Regions from separate parts of the Mus musculus genome. Here region 2 is linked to region 1. A link is a loop called in an ENCODE intact Hi-C map of the cell type or tissue named here. Cell type or tissue: left cerebral cortex. All regions are shown on one strand. Each heading gives the region's core, and the rest is flanking DNA. Links, peaks and the distances in the headings are about the cores only.

Region 1 (7,720 bases), core at 3,483-5,982:
TCTCAGCACCAGAGTAGGAATTTGGACATTGGAGCCTCTGACAGGCAAAGCAGGGATAGGCTTGGATGAGTAGAGGTCCCTGAGTCATTTGGAATTCAGGGGTGCAGAGGATGTTGGGGACACATTGTCAAGCTTTACCTTCACCCCAGATTTCTCCTTTAAGTTACTTTTCACTATGTGTCGGGGCCCGGGTGTGGATAGCAGTAGTAGTATCTTTATCCTGCCTCTCCCCTGAGGAGTCATGAATGCTGGGATAAGAATGTGGGGAGGAGAGTTCCTAAGGGGAGAGAGGTGACAGAAAATGTGGAAACTGAAATCCAGGTCTGTCCAGGGATGGGACAGGAGACAGGTTTTCTTTTTTTTTTTTTTCCATTTTTTATTAGGTATTTAACTCATTTACATTTCCAATGCTATACCAAAAGTCCCCCATATCCACCCACCCCCACTCCCCTGCCCACCCACTCCCCCTTTTTGGCCCTGGTGTTCCCCTGTACTGGGGCATATAAAGTTTGCAAGTCCAATGGGCCTCTCTTTCCAGTGATGGCCGACTAGGCCATCTTTTGATATATATGCAGCTAGAGTCAAGAGCTCCGGGGTACTGGTTAGTTCATAATGTTGTTCCACCTATAGGGTTGCAGATCCCTTTAGCTCCTTGGCTACTTTCTCTAGCTCCTCCATTGGGAGCCCTATGATCCATCCATTAGCTGACTGTGAGCATCCACTTCTGTGTTTGCTAGGCCCCGGCATAGTCTCACAAGAGACAGCTACATCTGGGTCCTTTCAATAAAATCTTGCTAGTGTATGCAATGGTGTCAGAGTTTGGATGCTGATTATGGGGTGGATCCCTGGATATGGCAGTCTCTACATGGTCCATCCTTTCATCTCAGCTCCAAACTTTGGCTCTGTAACTCCTTCCATGGGTAGGAGACAGGTTTTCTTTCCAGGTGTGGTTTTAGGCCACACAGGACAAAAAGATATAGAGCCTTTTGTAGCAGTAATTTAGAGCAATAAGTAGAGGACCTGAGTGGTTCCTATGGCAACCGAGAATTAACAGGACAAAAAGATATAGAGCCTTTTTGTAGTAGCAATTTAGACCAGTAAGTAGAGGACCTGAGTGGTTCCTATGGCAACTGAAAATTAGATCCCAGAAATGCAGAGCCATGAGAACAATATATTTGGGGCTTGTTAGCATTGAGGGATATCATAAGTTGGATTTGCTTTGCTGGTTTGTTTGTGTATTTGTTTGTTGGGTATTCCAATTAGACCTGAAGTCACAATCCTCCTCCTCCTCTTCCTCCTCCTCCTCTTCCTTTTCTTCTTCTCCTCTTCCTCTTCCTCTTCCTCTTCCTTCCTCCCCAGTCCTGAGATTAAAGTTATGTATCATCACCCCAAGATTTTCATTTTGTATGTGTATGAGTGAGGCAGCTATGTGATCCAGGCTGGTCCTGAATTTACAATCGTCATGCTTCACTCTCTCCAGTGTTGGGATTAGAGTGGTACACTGTTATACCCAGCTAGAAAGGTGGATTTGTACAAAACCCTCATAAATGCCACAGGGAGGTGCACTGTGGGAGGGTTGGTGGCATAGCTAGAGGAGTGGAAGGGTAGGGTGGGATGGTTTCAAGTGAGAACAGGTGCTGTACAGGAGAGGATGGGGCAGGGCTGTCCTTCAGAGAACAAGACTTTGACAAAGCCTCAAATCATGATTTTATATTTACCTAAAATTATGAATTATGTAGTGTGTGTGTGTGTGTGTGTGTGTGTGTGTGTGTGTGTATGTATGTGTATTAAACGAAGTTAAGCCACTTCGACTGACATGTTTTCCACTAGAACCATAGGCTAACAAAACTTCAGTACCAGGCACAAGAAACCTCCTTTCAAGTGGTTGGCCAGGGTAGTTCTAGTGACTTCCCAAAACAATACAGATTATAGATATATCCTTTGGTTGCCTCTCACCAGTTAGGAAGGTGGGCTCCTGTTGCTGAAGATACAATACTACACACTCAGAACACATGGTTTGGATAACGTGAGCTGGATGTGAGCTTAAAGATTCTTTCCTGTGGTCTAGCTTTCACTGTTTCAGAAAATACTATTCAGGCTGCCAAGAGAGGGCAACTATTAAACACCCCTACCAATCTGCAACTCCTATGAACCACGACAGTTACCAGCATGGAAGGATAGTAGAAAGATGCAATAAATAAGTGGCTCTCATATCATTGATGGCAACCAATAGCTGTCTAATTGGTCTTAAGGCCCACTCAACAGTAGAGAAATCATATCTGGTATAGGAAACCGAGGCAGCTTCTCCAGGATAATGAGGGCCCGGACTTTAGAAAAGAATCTACTACCACCAGTTTGCTAGATAAGCATAATTCCTTTTACATTCTAAATCTGATCCTTCTACCCACAGATAACTGTAGCTACCCCTCATCAAAGAAGCCTCCCTTTCCAACCAATGGGAGCCGTCAAAGAAAACCACAACTGGCTATAATGTAGCGATCAACAAATCATGGGGAACCCAGCCCCAACAGATATACCCTCAGCACAGCTGCTGCTTTTATATAGCTCAGGGAACATTGCAGAAGAGGGGCTGTAAAGATTCTAAGAGCCACAATAGTAGGAAGCCTGCTGTCAGCAACCAGTCCTAGAAATGGCTGTGTAACAGGAGCAATGGCATTATTGGTGGCATATGTTAACACGGAAGGAGGAAATTTTGCAGGGTCTCACCCCTAGGCAGAGAACTATAGGCAGATATGTTGGGAGAAGGAGAATTAGCCTCTCAGGGATGTGCCCTCTTACTAGTTGCCCTAGTGCTGCATGGTCAGCCTTGAAACCATATACACATAAACAACAACTGACTCAGAAGGGTGTGTGTGTGTGTGTGTGTGTGTGTGTGTGTGTGTGTGTAACAAATATAATCGAACTGAGAGTGGGGATGGAGGTGCTGAAGGGAATAAACGAGAGGGAAGTAATGTATTTTTATTTCAATAAAACCATTTTTTTAAAAAAATTAAAAATTTAAAAAGTTTTTTTGATTTTTAAAAAATATTTAAGCATTTCATTTACATTTGCATTGTACTCTGATAGTTGACCAAATAGTAATACCTATTAGAAATTTGGACAGTCAATAATTTGGCTATATTTTTCTCATTTTAAGAGGATTTCTTGGGAAATGTTTTGGTGCTGGGGTTCATATTTTTGTTGCTGTTTTTTTAAAGGTAAAAGAAATTCTGCTCCTCCCCTTAGCTCTTTTCACTCTACCTGACTCCATGATAAGACAGTCTTGTCAGGAATTCTTCAGACTTAGGGTGTGTGTGTGTGTGTACTGTGTTTGTCTCTCTGTGTGTGTCTCTGTATGTATGCATGCATGCATGCATGCCTGTGTGTCTGTGACTGTGTGAGTTTGTATATGTCTATGTATATCTCTCTGTGTGTGTCTCTGTGGACCCTTTAGAATTTAATGCGAATACACTAGCAGGAGCTAGTACATACAAAGCGTGGGCTTTCCAAAGGCAGGGCTTCCATGAATAGTACCTGCCTCTGTCTCCTCTGTATCTCATGCCTTTTCCCCACCCTTACTTTAGTAAGACAGGAAGGGAAGGGGCAAGAGAGCAAAAGAAGGTGGTGGATCATGCTATGACTAATCAAGAATAATATATCCCAGAAAGAAAGAGAGGTGGGATGGAGTACAAAGAAAGATGTCTGTGCTGCTGAGGATGTGACTAGTCAGGACCAAATTGATGCAGATATAAAGGCAAAGATACATAAAAGTAGACGTCATCTCACTCCCCCTCACCAACAGACTTCGCTAATGTTTGGGGGTGGGGTGGGGTGGACTACAATGGCAGAGAAGTAGACTGCAGTAAGAAGAAAAACCATTTTGCAGCCTGCTTGCTTTAGTCCAGTATTTTTCCATTTCTCTCTTCTCATGACCAGAAGTCTAGACAGGAAGCAGAGGTCGGTTACCAAGGAAACTGAAGCTGAGTGTGCTTGATTGGTTACCTTTGAGATAAAAACAAAATTGCTATTCAAAATGTAAGCTCTTGTGGAGGATGGGCAAATACTAAGCATATAGACGTCTATTAATCCTTATAATTATTTTGTAGGGAAGCATGCACAAACACTTGCGCGTGCGCGCGTGTGCACACACACACACAAAACATTTTCCTACAGGGTTAATTGGGAGTTGCTCTTCAGAAAGACCTTGAATTCTGCCTCTGGTCCCTTCTATTCTTTCTGCCAGCCCCATACTCTTAGTGTCTAATTGTACCCCATGTCTGAGTCTGATGAAATCCTGACAAGACTGTCTTCATGAAGTTATCTGGGGTGGGGGTGGGGGTTGAGCTTAGGGTGGGAACAGAATTTCTTTTAGCTTAAAAAAAAAAAACCCAACAAAGATATGAACCAGACATTTCCCAAGAAATCCTCTTAAAATGAGAAAAATATAGCCAAACTATTGATTATTCAGATGTCTAATTAAGAGGTATTAATATTTGGTCATCTAGCAGACTGCAGTGCAAATGTAATTGAAATGCTTACTTTGCCATTCCTTATACGTTGCTGCCCCTAGTGTAATAAATAGTAACTGCATCTTCTGGACTGCTGAAGGCCATTAAAGTCCTCCCATCCTCCATTTGAATGTTATATACAGAACTTTAGACGTGTATCTATATTTTTCAACACAGTTGAATATATCTGCTAATGTTTTTTATTACAAAAGACGAAAAGAGGTGGTCAGACAGGGCCTTCTGATTCTTCTGATGCGGAAATGATCTGTGGCAACTACTTTCTGATATGTTTGTCTGAGAATCAGTGTTCACTTTTGACAAACACACCCTTTTTATACTCTGAAATAACTTCAGAAGATCCATGCTGATGTCACATGTGTCCTAATAATGAGATTTCCAGGGAATTTGAAAGTTAATGTGAAACCACTTTAAAGTTTTATGCAAACAAGGTGTATTCATATCTGTCTACAGTGTCTTCTAAGATTAAGACTTGGCCGTAGACTTGAGTAGGGGTGTGTGTGTGTGTGTGTGTGTGTGTGTGTGTCTGTCTGTCTGTCTGTCTATGTGTCTGTCTGTGTGTCTCTGTAAGCATATTCCAGGAAGTTGAGCTTACAGTGATAAGAATGCATAATGGGTTGGGGATTAAACCTAGCCTCCTCACATGCCTTAACTGTCCTAAAATTAGCTCTGTAGACAAAGCTGGCTTCAAACTCCCAGAAATTATCTGCCTCTGCCTCCTGGGTGCTAGGACTGAAGGTGTGCACCACCATTGCTTGACTCAACCTGTTTGTTTGTTTGTTTGTTGTTTGTTTGTTTGTTTTGAACACAAATCAGGACCCAGGATTGGCACCAGACATAGTGGGCTGGGCTGTCTTGAATCAATCATTAATTCAAGAAAATGCCCTACAGGCTTGCCAATATGCCAGTCTGTTGGAGGTATTGTCTCAATAGAGGTTTCCTCTAAAATGACTCTAGCTTGTATCAAGTCTATCAAAAACAAACAAACAAACAAACAAACAAACTAACTAACTAACCAGGATAATAAGGATGGGGGACCCAAAGAGACCCCCCAGGACAGGAAGCAAGGTTTTATTAATACAAAGGCTAGAGGCGGAAGGTTTTCTTCCCTTGTTCCCTTCAGCATTTGGTATGGGGATCAGTGTAAGCCATCAGTGATTTACGAATAAGCAAGAAACCCCACAGCCAATGTATGAGGACACAGAAGCTTTTCTTTTCCTTCTTATTTGTAAGCAGCTGTCGCTCAGCTGAGCTGACCCGCATGCCTGTTCAGGAGGTGCAATAAAGGCAGAGCTGAGAGAAACAGCATAGGTTCTTGAGGTTCAGGTATGTCCTAATGGGAATTATTAATAAGCAAAAGGAAGATATATTTTCTTTCATGTAAAGCTTGCTTAACAATTCTATATAAATATGGGCTAAAATAGAGCATGGTTGTTGAAATGAGTCTTGAAATACTTGCTTTTGTTTATTTATTTATCTTGGGTTTTTTTTTGTTTGTTTGTTTGTTTTTGAGACAGGGTTTCTTCATGTACCCTTGCCTATGTGGGTACTCACTCTGTAGACCACGAACTCCCAGAGATCCACCTCCCTCTGCTTCCTGAGTGCTAAGAGTAAAAGCTTGAGCCACCACCCAGCGAGATACATGGTTTTTAAAACTTATTTCTCCCATTACTGCCTGGCTTCTCTCCTTTTCCTGTGTCCCTTTCTCTAATAATTCATTATGTCTTTGTGGTTATCTGTACAGGAAGAATCACTTGTGTGCACACGACAAAAGCCCTTTGAATGAACACGTAAGCGTCTCAATCCAAGATTGTGGGTGTATCAAAATGGATCTGCCTTCCATTTTGTATTATACTTGACATTTTCTCCTTAATGGTTTTGATAGATTCTGCTTTGGTCTCCCTGGCAACGATCTTTATGTCTTTGTTTCAGCCTCTTAGCACTGAACAGCAAAGAGGAAAGTAGGCTATTACCTGTTCCTGGTTGCTAAGCACAGTGTTCCTGCCTGGGCTGAGTCACTCAGGAGAGATTAGAAGTGGAGCGGTTACTAAGACAACGGAATCGCACATCCATTTCCTCTGTGAGGCCCCTTTTCTTCATACATTTATATCAAGTAAGAAAGGGAGGGCTCTGGGATAAAAATACTGGCAGTGAACAAAGAAACAATGTAAAGATGCTTTCCTACATTTCAGTAATGGTGGGATTGTTTTAGGAAACCATTTAAAGAACAAAAAAAAACATTAGAATGAGAAGTTCTTTATAACATATAATAACTGACATATACTTGAGAGATAGCAAAATATAATATCAGGTAATGTCAAAAATAATGGCACTATAAATGCAGAGGGTTCATCTACTGTGGGGCATGAGGGAACAGTGATGTCTGGGCCCCGTCCCCAGAGATACTTATTAAGTAATATGGTATATGGCCATGGAATAAGCACCAGTTAAAAATTCTGTGTATGGAAATCCAAAATGGAAGCTGCCATCTAGAGGCAAAACCAATCTTTAAGGATGTTGTAGCTTATCCACCAGAGGAGACTGCTCAAATGTGGGTTTAAGTCAATAGAAAGTCTTGCTGGGCGGTGGTGGCACACACCTTTAATCCCAGCTCTTGGGAGGCAGAAGCAGGCGGATTTCTTAGTTTGAGGCCAACCCGGTCTTCGGAGTGAGTTCCAGGACAGCCATGGCTATACAGAGAAACTCTGTCTCAAAAAAAAAAAGCCCAAAAAAAAAGAAAAAAAAATTACAAGAAAACGCAATCAAATAGGTGAAGGAAATGAACAAAACCATCCAAGATCAAAAAATAGAAATAGAAACAATAAAGAAATCACAAAGGGAGACAAACATAGAGTTAGAAAACCTAGGAAAGAGATCAAGAGTCGTAGATGCAAGCATCACCAACAGAATACAAGAGATGGAAGAGAGAATCTCAGGTGCCAAAGGTACCGTAGAAAACATTGACACAACAGTCAAAGAAAATGCAAGAAGCAAAAACTCCTAACCCAAGGAGTTTCTACATCCAGCAAATCCAGGACACAATGAAAAGACCAATCCTAAGGGTAATAGGTATAGAAGATAGTGAAGATTCCCAACTCAAAGGGCCAGTAAATATCTTCAGCAAAATTATAGGAGAAAATTTCCCTAACGTAAAGAAAGAGATGCCCATGAACATACAAGAAGCCTGCAGAACT
Region 2 (7,720 bases), core at 2,506-5,005, 150 kb before region 1:
GTTCAATCTAAAAAAAATCCTGATACAAATATACAGGAAATCTGGGACATTATAAAAAGACCAAACCTAAGAATAATAGATACAGAGGAAGGAGAAGAAACCCAGGTCAAAGGCCCAGAAAATGTTTTCAATCAAATCATAGAAGAAAAATTTCCCCACTTAAAGACAGAGGTGCCTATCAAGCTATAAGAAGCATATCGAACATCAAATACAGTGGAACAGAAATGAAAGTTCCCTTGCTACATAATAATCCAAACACTAAAAGTACAGAACAAAGAAAGAATATTGAAAGCCCCAAGGGAAAAAGACCAAGTAACATACAATGTCAGTTCTATTAGAATTATACCTGATGTTTCATTGGAAACTCTAAAAGCCAGAAGTGTATGGACAGATGTGTTGCAAACTCTAAGAGACCACAGTTACCATCCCAGACTACTATACTTACTTAGCAAAACTTCCAATCACCATAGATGGACAATATAAGACATTCCATGATAAAGCCAAATTTAAACAATCTATCTACAAATCTAGCCCCATAGAAGATGCTAGAGGGACAACTCCAAATCAAGGAAGTTAGATACATCCTTGTAAACACAGAATAATAATCCCGCACTAGCAAGGGAAGTACACACACACACACACACACACACACACACAGAGAGAGAGAGAGAGAGAGAGAGAGAGAGAGAGAGAGAGACAGACACACACACACACACAGAGAGAGAGAGAGAGAGAGAGAGAGAGAGAGACAGAGAGAGAGAGACAGAGAGAGGCAGAGAGAGAGAGAGAGTAAACAACCAACAACAAAATAAATCAACAATCTTTGGTCATTGATATCTCTCAGTATTAATGGTCTCAATTCCCCAGCAAGGAGATACAGACTAACAGAATGGATGGAAAAACAGGACGGATCCTTCTGATGAATAGAAGAAACACACCTTCAACATCAAGAATACACATTAGCTCAGGGTAAAGGGTTGAGAAAAAATATTCCAAGCAAATGGACCTAAGTAGCAAGCTGGTATAGCCATTTCAATGTATGACAAAATAGACTTCAAACCAAAACTAATCAGAAGAGATAGGTAAGCATATTACATATTCATCAAAAGAAAAATCCATCAAGAGGACACAGCAATTCTTAACATCTATGCATCAAACATAAGGGCACCCACTTTTGTAAAAGAAAATAATACAGCTTAAATCACATATCGACTTCAATATTCCACTCTCACCAATGGACATACCATCCAAACAAAACTAAACTGAGAAATATTACAGCTAACAGACATTATAAACAAATGGACTTAACAGATATTTACATAGTATTTCACCAAAACACAAAAGAATATACCTTCTTTGTGCCATATCATGGAACTTTCCCAAATTTGACCACATAATCATACACAAAGAAGTCTCAACAGATACAAGAAAACAAAATAACTCTCTGCAACCTGTCTGACAATCATGGATTAAAGCTAGAATTCAACAACACAAACATCAGAAAGCTTACAATGTTAAGGGAACTGAACACCTCTCTATTAGATTAAAAAAGGGTCAACAAGGGAAAAAAAAGAAATGAAAGACTTTCTAGAATTAAATGAAAATTAAGGTATAACATACCCAAACTTATGGGTCACAATGCAAGTAGTGCTAACAGGAAAGTTCATAGCACTGAGTACCTTCATAAAAAAACTTGAAGAGATTCTATACTATCTATTTAACAACACACCTAGAAGCTCTAGAGCAAAAAGAAGCAAACATACCAAAGAGGAGTAGATGGTAGGAAATAATCAAACTCAGGACTGAAATCAACCAATTGGAAACAAAGAGAATAGTACAAAGAATCTACAAAACAAAGAGCTAGTTCTTTTAGAAAATCAACAAGATGGATAAACTCTTAGCCAAACTAACTAAAAGGCAGAGAGAATATCCAATTTAATAAAATCAGAAAATAGAAGGGGGCATAGCAACTGACACAGCAGGAATCCATAGAGTCATAAGGACATATTTTAAAAATCTGTATTCCACCAAATTGGAAAATCTAAATGATGTGGATAATTTTCTTGGTATATACCACTTACCAAAGTTAAATCAAGATCAGATAAACTATTTACATGGACCTATCACCCCTAGTGAAATAGAAGCAGCCATTAAAAGTACCCTGCCCTTGCCAAAAGAAGCCCAGGGCCAGACTGTTTATTGCAGAATTTTACCAGACTTTCAGATAAAAGTTAACATCAATATTCATCAAATTATTTCACAAATAGAAACATAAGAGATATTGGTCGATTCATTTTATGAGTGCACAATTATCAATACTTAATCTGTACAAAGCCTCAACAAAGAAAGAGAATTTGAGACCAATTTCCCTCATGAACAGTGAAGCAAAAACATTCAATAAAATAATTACAAACTGAACTCAAGAACACATCCACAAGATCATCCACTACAAAATATAAATAGAAGAAACATTTCCAAATTTATTTTTGTGGCCACAGTCACCCTGATACCCAAAATCACACAAAGACTCAACAAAAATCAACAACAAAAAAAGAGAATTTCAGACAAATTTCCCTCTTGAAAATTGATGCAAAATTTTTTTCAATGCTTCACAAATTGAATCCAAGAACAACAAAAAGATCAGTTACCATAATCAAATAGACCTCATCCCAGGGATGCAGGGATGGGTCAACATATGAAAATCTGTCAATGTGATCCACCATATAAACAAACTGAAAGAAAAACCACATGATCATCTCATTAGATGCTGACTAAACCTTTGACAAAATTCAACACCCATTCATGATAAAAGTCCTGGAGAGATTAGGGATACAAGGAACATACCTAAACATTAAAGGCAATTTACAGCAAATCTATAGCCAACATCAAATTAAATGGTGAGGAACTCAAAGCAATTCCACTAAAACCAGGGATAAGACAAGGCTGCCCACTCTATCCATAAGTATTTAGCAGAGTACCTCAAGTTCTATCTTGAACAATAAGACAGCTGCTAAAGGAGATCAAGGGAAAGGAAGAAGTCAAAGTATTGTATTTTGCAGAAGATATGATAAAATATGTAAGCAACCCCAAAATTTCTACAGGAACTTCTCCAGCTGAAAACACCTTCAGCAAAGTGGCTAGATACAAAATTAACTAAAAAAAATAAAAATCAGTAGCCCTCCTGTGTACAAATGACAAATGGCCTGAGAAATCAGTGATACAACACTTTCCACAAATGCTGCAGATAATATAAAGTACTCTGGGGTAACTAATCAAGGAAGTGAAAGACCTGCATGATAAAATCTCCAAATCACTGAAGAAGGAAATTAAAGAATATAGCAGAAGATGAAAAGATCTCCCATGCTCATGTGTCAGTATGATTAGCATAGTAAAAATGGTTATCATACCAAAAGCAATCTACAGATTTAGTGTAGTCCCCATTAAAAATTTCAACACAATTCTTTGCAGGCCTTTAAAAAAGCAATGCTCAACTTCATATGGAAAGCCAAAAAATCCAGGATATCTAAAAGAATCCTGTACAATAAAAGAACTACTGGAGGTATGACCATACCTGAAGGCCCGTATATGAATCCATACTTATATGGACACTTGAGGTTTTTAAAAAAGAAACCAGAAATATATACTGGAAAAAAACGCAGCATCTCCAACACATGGTGCTGGTCAAACTGCATGTCTGCATGAAGAAGAATGCAAATATACCCATATTTATCACCCTGTAAAAAACTCAAGTTCTAGTGGATCAAAAACCTCAACATAGGGCAGGAGAGATGGCTCAGCAGTTAAGAACACTGACTGCTCTTCCATAGGCCCTGAGTTCAATTCCCAGCAACCACATGGTGGCGCACAACCATCTTTAACAGAATTAAATGCCCTTTTCTAGTATGTCTGAAGATGGGCAACAGTGTACTCACATACATAAAAATAAACGAACACCCTCAACATGAAACTAGATACATTGATTCTAATATAAGAGAAACTAGAGAACAGCATTGAACGCATTGGCACATGATATGACTTCTTGAACAGAACACCAATGGCTCAGGCTCTAAGATCAACAACTGATAAATGGGACCTCATGAAACTGAAAAGCTTCTGTAAGGCAAAACACATGGTCAATCAGATAAAGAGGCAGCCTAAGGAATGGGAAAAATATTTTTACCAACTCCATTTCCAATAGTGGACTAATATCCAAAATAGGCAAAGAATTCAAGAATCTTTATATTAAAAAAAATAACCAAGTGACCCAATTAAAAATGGAGAACAGATCTAAACAGAATATTCTCAATAGAGGAATCTCAAAAGGCTGAGAAATACTTAAATAAATGTTCAAAATCCTTAGCCATCAGGGAAATACAAATCAAAACTTCTTTGAGATTCCATCTTACTCCTGTCAGAATGGCTAAGATCAAAAACACAAGGGACAGCTCATGCTGGTGAAGATGTGGAGCAAGGGGAACACTCCTCCATTGCAAGTGGGAGGGCAAACTAAAACAGCCACTATGGAAACCAATTAGGTGATTTTTCAGAGAGTTGGACATTGATCTACTTCAAGACGCAGCTATATCACTCTTTGGCATATACCCAAGGAATGCTCCATCCTACCACAAGGACATTTGTTCAATAATGTTTACTGCAGCATTATTCATAATAGCCAGAAACTGGAAACAACCTAGATATTCCCACAACATAAGAATGAATAAAGAAAATGTGGCACTGGAGGATATGCGATCACACTGCAGACCATGGGATTGTGTTGTTTGCTGGAAAGAAATATTTCTAGATGTGGTATGGCTCACCCCCTAGCACCCACCTTTAATCCCTCTGGCAGGAATATAGACATCCCTTAGTACACACCTTTAATCTCCCAAAAATGAAGCTAAAGGAAGCACCCTCTACACATGTTTAAAAGTGATGTCTAATTGAGCGGCAGACAAAGTGATGAGTAGGAGAAAGATTTGATAGAATAGGATAGGCCTAACTCTCATAAGAAGAGAGAGGAAGTCATAGACAGACAGAAAGACAGAGACACATAAACAAAGAGAGAAAAAAGACAGAGACAGAGAGAGATACATACAGAGAAAGGGACACTCAGAGAGACAGAGAGACGGAAGGACAAAGAGAAAGCAGTTTTCCCAGAGAGAGTTGTACAGAGGCAGGTTGGAGAGAGAGAGAGAGAGAGAGAGAGAGAGAGAGAGAGAGAGAGAGAGAGAGAGAGAGAGAGAGAGAGAGAGAGAGAGAGAGAGAGAGAGAGAGAGAGAGAGAGAGAGACACAGACAGAGAGAGAGAGAGAGAGAGAGAGAGAGAGAGAGAGAGAGAGAGAGAGAGAGAGAGAGAGAGAGAGAGAGAGAGAGAGAGAGAGAGAGAGAGAGAGAGAGAGAGAGAAGCTAGACCCAGGTGAAGACAAAATGAGCCAGAGAATGAGAATGAGCCAGAAGATTAGAACTGATTGCTAGAGTTAGTTTGAGGTCAAGTAGACAAATGCAGTTAGAATTGAAAGAAGCCAGTTTGTTGAAGCAGTTAGTATGGAAAGGAGTTTGGGGCCAGAACAACTGAGTTGATCCAGCCAGCCAGAGATCAGAAAGAACTAGGAAGGGGTGAGCTTATTCAGTAGCAAGTCTCAGAGGCAGAGGCTGAAAACATTCTAGGCATTGATTAGATTGTATGGAGGCTAGACATTTCCAGGACTAGGACTAAGTTAACAGATGGAGGCAGTAAGCCTTGGAGATGACAAGCCAGGCAAACAAAAATACTTTTACAAGGTACATTTACACATTGGATTATTACTCAGCTGTTAAAAAATGAAGTCATGAAATCTGCAGGCAAATGGATGGAACTAGAAAAAAAATCACTGAGCAAGATAACCCAGATCCAGAAAGATAAATATGGTATATATTCACTTATAAGTGGATATTAGCTGTTAAGTAAATGATAACCAAACTACAATCCATAGATCCAGAGATGTTGAGTAAAGAGGAGATTATGTAGAGATCTCCCTGGGAAGGGGAAAATAGAATAGATTTTATGGGTGTATTGGGGATATATGGGAACAGGACTGAGGGGATCAGGTAGAGGGAAGATGGAATGAAGGAAGCGAGTATGAGGAGAGCAATTTGGAAGTGAGGGAGCACTTGGGGATGTCTGTGGAAACCTAGTGCAGTGGAAACTTCCTTGAATAAATGAAGATGACTCTAGTGAACACTCTTAGTAATGGGGGATATGGAGCCTGAACTGGTCATCACTTGTAGCCAGACAAGTCTTCCAGTAGCAGGACTAAGCAGAATTTAATTGAGGTGTTAGTCAAGGGAATCTCATGGAAATCCCCAAACAATCCAGGTTGTTGCCAAGACAAGGGGCTGCTCTCTGAATACTGACCATGGGGTCTCATTGCTGAGGACAACACCCTCACAGCTCATTAAACATGGAGAAGATGAGCTGAAGCCTACAAGGAGCTCTCACCCCCATGTTCTAGTGTCTTGGGTGTAGGAAGGTACTGTGCAGGCTACTGAAAGAAAACATGGACACCGATGCAGGAATAACACCTTTTACCAACAATCTGTCCTGCCTGCAAAATATGCAAGGGCAGTAGTGGCACAGAACATGTGGGATGAACCAGCCAATGTCTGATTTGATCCAAGGCCCACTCATGAGCCGTATCTGACATTTGGAACCTGTATCCGACAATTCTTGGGTGATCAAGAACCAGAAGCTAGCTAGCTCAGAGACCTAAGGTAAAACCGAACACTACTGGTCTTAAAAAAAAAAAAGCAGTAAAATGATTCCTAATGATATACTTATAGATCAGTGCCTTATCCAGTCTTCATCAGAGAAGCTTCCTCCTGCAGCAGATGGAAACAGATGAAGAGACCCCCAGCCAGACATTACATGGAGAGAATCAAGTTGGATGTTTCCATCTAATCCCTCCCCTTGGGGTTTAGGGAACCCTATAAAAGAGGAGGCAGGAAGAATGTGAGAGCTAGAGGGGACAGAGGATACCAGGAGAACAAGGCTCTCTGAATCAAATGAGCAGAGATCATATGAACTCACAGAAACAAGCAGCAAGCACAGGGCCCACATGGGGTTGCACCAGGACATTTGCATTTATATGATAGCTTTCAGCTTAGTATTTTTATGGGACTCTTAACTTTGAGGGCGAGTGGGTCTCTGATTCTTATGCCTCCAATTGGGAGTCTTTTTCTCCTGTTGGGTTGCTGTAGCCAACTTCAATATGATGGGTTTTGTTTCATCTTGTTATATTTTGTTTTGTTGTGTTTGGTTATTGTCTCTTAGAAGCCTGGTTTTTGTTTTGTTTTGTTTTTTTGTTTTTTAATGAGAGACAGAAAGGCATTGGATCTGGAGGGGAAGGAAGGTCAGGAAGAACATAGTAAAGGGAGGAGGAGAAACTATAATTAGGATATATTTTATGAGAAAAAGTTCATTTTCAATAAGAGAACAAAAAAGGAAAAAATAAAGAAATACACTACCTACAGGACAGTATATTTATAGGGTTTCCTTTGATTTTACTTTTAGTTTTCATTCAATCAATCATCCAAATATATTAAGGTAAACTGCTCCTTTTCACCCTTCACAACATTGCTTAGGTGCTGTCAATATTCTGTTCTTTTGCCATTCTTCATCATAAAATGTATAGTTGCAGGATAATTATATAATAAAGTTAGAGCTACTTGTCACAGATTTCATT

What was found. Hi-C counts contacts between places; a loop is a spot of excess contacts. Peaks named below come from ENCODE experiments on the same cell type or tissue, not always from the same donor. Only the 100,000 strongest peaks of a DNase experiment are listed, where the experiment ranks them.
Region 2: a loop joins it to region 1, with 4 times the contacts of the local background. A loop is called at or near these places in 22 of 42 quality-filtered maps.

Annotation. Positions count from the first base shown.
Region 1 is chrX:150,507,686-150,515,405 of GRCm38, reverse strand. It overlaps a transcript of Apex2 not described here. Among named protein-coding and RNA genes, the nearest start is that of Alas2, 36 kb to the left of the region's middle. In left cerebral cortex, for the core only: a CTCF peak has its summit at 4,569; DNase peaks (open chromatin) are centred at 3,555, 3,789, 4,578 and 5,091; H3K27ac peaks cover 256 bases.
Region 2 is chrX:150,659,141-150,666,860 of GRCm38, reverse strand. No RefSeq gene overlaps it. Among named protein-coding and RNA genes, the nearest start is that of Tro, 5.6 kb to the right of the region's middle. In left cerebral cortex, for the core only: a CTCF peak has its summit at 3,863 (motif pointing right); a DNase peak (open chromatin) is centred at 3,850.